2 separate regions of the Homo sapiens genome follow, and region 2 is linked to region 1. A link is a contact called in ENCODE Hi-C or POLR2A ChIA-PET data. All regions are on one chromosome and are shown on one strand. Each heading gives the region's core, a stretch centred on a gene start or an enhancer-like site at or near the end of the contact. The rest is flanking DNA. Distances are from core to core; before and after follow the strand shown. Region 1 holds the start of ERICH6-AS1 (ERICH6 antisense RNA 1). Region 2 has its middle 33 kb from the start of SELENOT.

Evidence for each region. Hi-C counts contacts between places; a loop is a spot of excess contacts on that map. ChIA-PET counts read pairs that join two places held with the same protein, here RNA polymerase II (POLR2A). Pooled maps may share reads with other maps.
Region 2: a loop to region 1 is called in a map of natural killer cell, with 4 times the contacts of the local background. The contact joins the enhancer-like site here to the promoter of ERICH6-AS1 in region 1. A Hi-C loop is called at or near these places in 4 of 168 maps with a recorded cell type or tissue (CD4-positive, alpha-beta memory T cell, CD8-positive, alpha-beta T cell, adrenal gland and 1 more), 5 of 37 single-sample maps with no recorded cell type and 12 of 50 pooled maps. POLR2A ChIA-PET finds 5 or more read pairs at or near these places in 17 of 52 experiments (AG04450, B cell, CD4-positive, alpha-beta T cell and 14 more).

Annotation. Positions count from the first base shown.
Region 1 is chr3:150,701,620-150,705,131 of GRCh38, forward strand. It overlaps ERICH6-AS1 (ERICH6 antisense RNA 1), which reads left to right and starts at 1,945. Exons shown (of 3, transcript NR_121675.1): 1 at 1,945-2,048. ERICH6 (glutamate rich 6) reads right to left here and starts at 2,301. Exons shown (of 14, transcript NM_152394.5): 1 at 1,877-2,301; 2 at 502-559. The coding sequence starts at 2,279. RefSeq lists enhancers at 2,177-2,256, 2,407-2,496.
Region 2 is chr3:150,634,418-150,637,897 of GRCh38, forward strand. No RefSeq gene overlaps it. Among named protein-coding and RNA genes, the nearest start is that of SELENOT, 33 kb to the left of the region's middle. RefSeq lists a silencer at 705-999. Within about 2 kb of position 1,259, at least 3 of the 41 ENCODE cell types and tissues checked have a DNase peak (open chromatin) inside an H3K27ac peak, as active enhancers do; they include CD4-positive, alpha-beta T cell, CD8-positive, alpha-beta T cell and natural killer cell, where a contact is called at or near this core.

The DNA.
Region 1 (3,512 bases), core at 695-3,194:
GACTCAGGTTTGGTGTGAGATTTCAGGGAATATTTACAAAGATGTTCCAGAAGGCATTTCACTGGTATCTTCTTACTATAGTTAAAGTGCCTGAAGGCTAATAGCAATAACAAGAAAAAGAAGAGAGAGAGAGGAAAAAGGAAAAGCTATTATTTCCACTCTCTTCCACAAAAGGCGTCCCTGGTCACTCTTGCATTTAGCCAATAAAAGCTATATTCAAAATTCTCAAGCACTTACAATTGCACACATGGCATATATAGTTATTCTTTCATGTTACATTGATAAGTGGACATGTAATCTCTAGAGCTAGGTAATAAGCTGGGGATAAGTGGGAACCTTTATCTCTTTCAAAGTGTCTACCAGTGTATATTTAAAAAAAACTTTTTAAAATAAGTAAGTCACAAATGCCCTGGATTATTTTACTCTACTTCCTAACATGTTTATCCAAAAGGTAAACATTATTGGGTTCAAAAAATGTGAAATTTGAAAACATTTTCTTACCTATCTATACTCATTTCAGACATGTCTTTCCTAAATGTCTGAAATATTTTAGGGAAACCTGTTGAATGAAACATTTAAAAATCAGCTATTCCCTCTAAATCAAAAGGTCAATTCTACCCCCCCCAGGAACACATGGCAATGTCTGGAGACTTTTTTTTTTTTTTTTTTTTTTTTGAGACGGAGTCTCGCTCTGTCGCCTAGGCTGGAGTGCAATGGCGCGATCTTGGCTCACTGCAAGCTCCACCTCCCGGGTTCACGCTATTCTCCTGCCTCAGCCTCCCAAGTAGCTGGGACTACAGGCGCACGCCGCCACGCCCGGCTAATTTTTTGTATTTTTAGTAGAGACGGGGTTTCACCATGTTAGCCAGAATGGTCTCGATCTCCCGACCTCGTGATCTGCCCGCCTAGGCCTCCCAAAGTGCTGGGATCACAGGCGTGAGCCACCGCGCCCGGCCTGGAGACATTTTTGATCATCGCAAGGATGTGTGCTTCTAGCACAGCCACGGGTAGAGGACAGGGATGCTGCCAAATATCCTGTAATTCACAGGACAGTCCCCAATCCTCCCCAACAAAGAATTATCCAGACCAAAATGTCAACACTAGAGCTTGAGAAGCCTACTCTAGAAGACTTCTCTGCTTCTTTTTTCAAGGAAGTGACTGGAGTGGCTTCAGCACAGGATGTTAAACACAAAAGAGAGTTGTTTTTTTTTTTTGCAGGACTGTTTCAGTAGTACAGCACCCTTAAGGCACTTCTCTGGAAATAATATGAGTGTGTGTGTGTGTGTGTGTGTGTGTCTGTGAGAGAGAGAGAGAGGGAGAGAGAAAGAGAGGGGGAGGGGAGAGGGAGGGGAGGAAGAGGGAGGGGAGGGGGAACAGAGAGAGAGAGAGAGAGAGATGTCACGGTGTGAATGCACGCAAAAATGTTATAAAAATGAGCACTCCCAGCAGCCTGGGCAACATAGTGAGACGCCAGATTAGCTGGGTGTGGTGGCGTGTGCCTGTAGTTCCAGTTACTCGAGAGGCTGCGGTGGGAGGCTTGAGCCCAGGAGGTCGAGGCTGCAGCCACTGCACTCCAGCCTGGGCGACAGAGCGAGACTCTTGTCTAAAAAAAAAAAAGCACTTCATACAGCCATGCCCAAGTTCAACTTTTATGGTGTTTCGCCTATATCCTAAATCGTGCCTCATCACAACAGCTCAGCCAAGGGTTCAGTGTCTCTGACAAGGGCGTGAGAGAGATTAGGTGTGTGGAATGGTGCATGCATTTAGAAATCAGGCACGACGCGCAGGTCGACGAAGGCACCACCCAGGAGTGGGTGGACCAGGTGCCCCCTGGAGACGAGAAACCCTCGAGGAAGGGGTGGGTCGGGGGCGGTACTTTTATGCGAGGAGGTGCTGGAGGGTGGGCTTGCGCTCGGCGTTTCAGTGCTGGTCGCGCTCTGGCTGGGCACGAACGTAGAGGTCAGGCTAGGGCTGACGATGCTGGCTAAGCGGGGGCGCACGTCTGGGAAGTCGTCGTCGTAGTCACCGATGTCCGTGACCTTCCAGAGGTACTCTTCGCTGAACGTCTCAGGGGCCTCCAACTCCTGCTCTTCCCCCACCAACTCCTCCTCCACCACCTCCTCCTCCTCCTCCTCCACCTCTTCCTCCTCCTCCTCCACCTCTTCCTCCTCCTCCTCCACCTCTTCCTCCTCCTCCTCCTCCTCTAACTCCTCCTCTGACTCCTTCTGGTCCTTCTTCCCCGGGTCTCCGAAGCCGCTAGGCGAGCGCAAGTGGGCCATGGCTGGCGGGAGGCGGGATTACAGCCAGCTCTTTGGCCGCGGCCCCGGTCGGCTCTCGCGAGCGCGAGCCTCTGTTGTGCGTTGGTCTCCCCGGGCAACTGCTTGCCCTGCGCCACCGAGCCTCCCGGATTTAAAGCGGCAGGAGCTGGTTAGCCGGATAGAATGTGGGTGCCGAGGGCCGGTGGGGGCCACCGCAGACTTCTTTCTGTCCCTGCTCTTCAGCGTCTCTGAAACCCCTGGCAGCCTGCGGAGAAACGATCTTTTCTTCGTCTCTCAGCTTATTTGGGGCCTTTTTTTTTTTTTTTAACTTGGGTGGAGGAAGTGGCTTCTAGCGACGGACACACACGGTGCCATTTGGTATTGCGGATGCTGGAGTCTGGTTATTGAGTAGACAGATGCTTGCTGGAACGTCCAGTGAAACTTTATTTACAAAATCAGGCGCCAGCCCTTGGGCCCTCGTTTGCGGATATTTTTAAAATAGCTTTAAATATTAATAAGCGTATTAAAATTGCCTTAAATGTTAGTTATCTTAAATATTGTTAGATTAATATTAATTAATCTTGATTGGCGACATTTTTAGCGTCCCATAAATTTTGCTCCTTGCTGTGATCTGGGTCCTGCTTCTTACTTGGCCCATCTATCCATCCTGGAGTAGAAAAGTCCTGAAGCATCTGGCCACCTAGGTACCACCTGCGTCCTTCTGGGACTTTGTATTTACTTACATTTTTGTAAAATATATACATTTTTTATTTTTGAGAGACAGGATGTCACTCTGTCACCCAGGCTGGAGTGCAGTGGCGGCATCATGGTTCACTTCAGCCCTGAACTCTTGGGCTCCAGTGATCCTCCCACCTCGGTCTCCCAAGTGGCAAGGACAACAAATGTGTGTCACCACGCCTGGCCAATTTTATATATTATATTATATTATATTATATTATATTATATTATATTATATTATATTATATTTATTTTGAGACGGAGTCTCGCTCTGTCACCCAGGCTGGAGTGCAGTGGCACCATATCGGCTCCCTGCAACCTCAGCCTCCTGGGTTCAAGCAATTCTCCTGCCTCAGCCTCCCGAGTAGCTGGGACTACAGGCACGTGCCACCACGCCTGGCTAATTTTTTGCATTTTCAGTAGAGATGGGGTTTCACCGTGTTAGCCAGGATGGTCTCGATCTCCTGACCTCGTGATCTGCCTGCCTCAGCCTCCCAAAGTGCTGGGATTACAGGC
Region 2 (3,480 bases), core at 9-2,508, 68 kb before region 1:
AATGGATGCTCGGGAAATTTGTTTCTCCTGAGGCTGCGTGTAACCCCGGCATCTTATTCCCCATGGGTTTGGAGGAATGCGTGGAGGAATGTGTGTGTGTATGTGTGGACAGCATCTTAAGAAATAAGGTGATCATTATAGAGTCATCTTCTTCAAATTTGTATAAGTTTTCTAGATAATGTGTAGTACAGCCTTCTGCTTAAGGATTATTGCAGTAACATAAGCCAGGCACAGTGGCTCACGCCTGTAATCCCAGCACTTTGGGAGGCCGAGGCAGGCGGATCATGAGGTCAGGAGATCGAGACCATCCTGGCTAACACGGTGAAACCCCGTCTCTACCAAAAATACAAAAAATTAGCCGGACGTGGTGGCAGGCGCCTGTAGTCCCAGCTACTCAGGAGGCTGAGGCAGGAGAATGGCATGAACCCAGGAGGCAGAGCTTGCAGTGAGCCGAGATCGTGCCATTGCACTCCAGCCTGGGCGACAGGGCAAGACTCCGTCTCAAAAAAAAAAAAAAAAGGATTATTGCAGTAACAGAAGAAGATGTGTTTCCGGAGCTTTGTATCCAGAAAATGCATGTGGGAAGATTATATGGAAAATGAAGATAATGAGTTTTAAAATAATACACAAAGTTACGGTACCAGAAAAGCAGTTAAATACCGTACAAAGTAATGAGAAACATGCTGAAAACAGTCTTGAGGAAGGCTAAAATTGTGGTTCCATACGTTGACTGACTGAATGAATATGGTTAAGGCAGTTGTTCTCAACCGGGGTTTTACTCTCCAGGCTCATGCAGAGTGGCCTCTTTGGGTCCTGTAATGGTCCTGTTCTTAACCACCACCGCTAGCTGGGGCCTGGGGTGGAAGAGTCTTATCCTAATCGGTCCCCAGACGGGGAGAGGGCAGTGCTTGTTTCCTAGCCACTCTGAAAGGCTGAAAGCTGTTAAGGAGGCTTAGTGTCATTTCAAGCAGTCTTCCTTGCCTCTGTGAGTAGTTTTTCCATATTTATGCTTAAAACAAACAGAGGAAGCTTTTCATTCCAATAATGAAATAAAAGGCTAAATTCAAGGTAACAAACGTTTTAGTGGGAAAGATTGTCAAGGATAACAAACCAACAAAGGGAAATATCTCTTATTAGCTCTTTTCTTCTTTTGATTAGAGAAAAAAGCCAAAGAACTACTTTTGGGGCTTTAAGTGGCTAGTGGACTACCCCAGAGGACACAAAGAAAGAGGGTTCTCAGTGTTTCTAGGGCACTTCCTGTTTTCTTTGAACTTGTGTGAGAATGTGAACTGTGGTGAGAGGCAGCTTTGAAATGTGACCAAAAAAAAAAAAAAAAAGACTGGTTTTAGTGTAGTTTATTTATTTTCTTTCAAAGCATTTGTGTTAATGAGTTGGATGGTAAGAGGTGATTAACATTCCAGATCAGTAGATTTCAGAAATGTCTTCCAACAGTGAAAATAACTTGTGTTAATCCTCCGAGCTTTCACCTTCACTTAGGCTGACTGAGGGGTGGGAAACAGCTTTGGAATCTTTACTGAGGACCAAGCAAATTTACAGTTTGAAAGTCAATCCTATTTAATTTTCCAACTTCTCCAGAATATTGTTTCCATTTAGCTTCTTGAGAGCATTTCTGGAGGGATTGCTATGTGCTAGGTACCGTGGGGGGTAACAGTTGTGAAGATGTGTGGCACAATTCCTGCATTCAAAGTGCATATGGTATAGCAGAGGAGAGAATCATAAAAATCTTACAGCAAAACGATAAGAAGCCTCATGAGGCCTATAGGAGCAGAAGGGAGCATTGGTTCTAGATGCTTGAGTATATAATTTTCCATAAATGGGGACAGTGCACAGGAGGAGCAGCACTTCAGGGATGAGAAAGCAGAAGCACAGGGTTTCTGTGATAATTCCTATAGGGAAGGGGGCTGGACCGTAGTATATATTGGTGCGGGTGGAGGGAGATGTGCTGGGAAACAGCCTGCGGGCATTGACAGCTGAGGTGAGGAATTGGACTACTTTCTATAGATGATAGCCAAGGAGAGTTTCTGAGTTGATGAGCCATCAGATCAGATCTGGCTTTTAGGGGTGAATCTGTCTGCACTGAGGCTATGGTGGGCGGAGAGGAGGATGAAGAGGTAGAGGTTCTAACAAAAGCATTGTGGGCACTTTCAGCATCGCACTCCAGACATCTTTGGCCTTGGATTAATAATTTATAAGTAATATATTCAATTTAAAAATTAATGTCAACTTTTGTGGTTACATTCCCCTTCTATCCTCTGAGTTTTCTTTTGTCATGCTGAAACCTATACTCCATTAGAATTATCCTTCTTAAATCTAGTCTCATCTTCCCAATTTAGCTTTTAAACTTTGGGTAACATTTACATTTTTTTGTCGTCTATTTTCTGCTCATTGGCTAAGGAGCCTTTTTCCTGCCCTGAGAATATAAGATTCATTGCAATTAAAGAGCCTAGTGGTTTAATGTGATTATTCTTTCTTGTTTTTCTGAGAAGTATCCTTGTGTTTTGTGGACCAGTCAATCCTGACTTTGATCTCTAGGGACAATACACTGTGAGTATTTATTTCAGGAAGGACACTGATCCTAGATATTCACTTAGAGGATGAATTTTCCTTATACCAAGGAAAATTGTAAGGTAGAATTTTTTTTTTTTTTTTTTTTTGAGACGGAGTTTCACTCTTGTTGCCCAGGCTGAAGTACAATGGCGCGATCTCGGCTCACTGCAACCTCCGGCTCCCAGGTTCAAGCGATTCTCCTGCCTCAGCCTCCCGAGTAGTTGGGATTACAAGCATGCACCACCATGCCCGGCTAATTTTTTGTATTTTTAGTAGAGATGGGGGTTTCTCCATATTGGTCAGGCTGGGCTCGAACTCCTAACCTCAGGTGATCTGCCAAGCCCAGTCTCCCAAAGTGCTGGGATTACAAGTGTGAGCCACAGCGCCCAGCCTGTATGATAGAAATTAAACTGATTACCCTTGTGAACTGAATGAGAACCTCCAAATTCTCATTCAATACAAGCATGAGTAGGACCTAGACATCTTATCTTGCTGAAATCTGGCAAGGCATACGGGCTGCCTGGTATACAATATATAGGATGCTCCCTCCCACCCCAGCCAAGATGGCATGATGCACTTACTTGTCCTTCTCTGGGAAGATAATGAACAGTGACGGCAGATTTCTCAAGGGTCCCTTATGATGGAGTTGCAATTCCCCATTCTTTTCCCCTTCTCAGAAATTTCTGAAACTCATTTAGTTAAAAGATTAAAGAAACACATTGCAAAGGGACTTGAAGTAATTGGGACCCGACTCACCTTCCTGATATAAATAACTAGAAGTAGACAAAATATGTGAAACAACTACTCTCAGAAATTGGACAACAGACAGTGCAGGGCCTTGATCCCCAAGAGAAAGATAAATAGCAAGGAACTGCACAAAATGTTTCGAGGAAGCTGTATTAATTAGGTAGG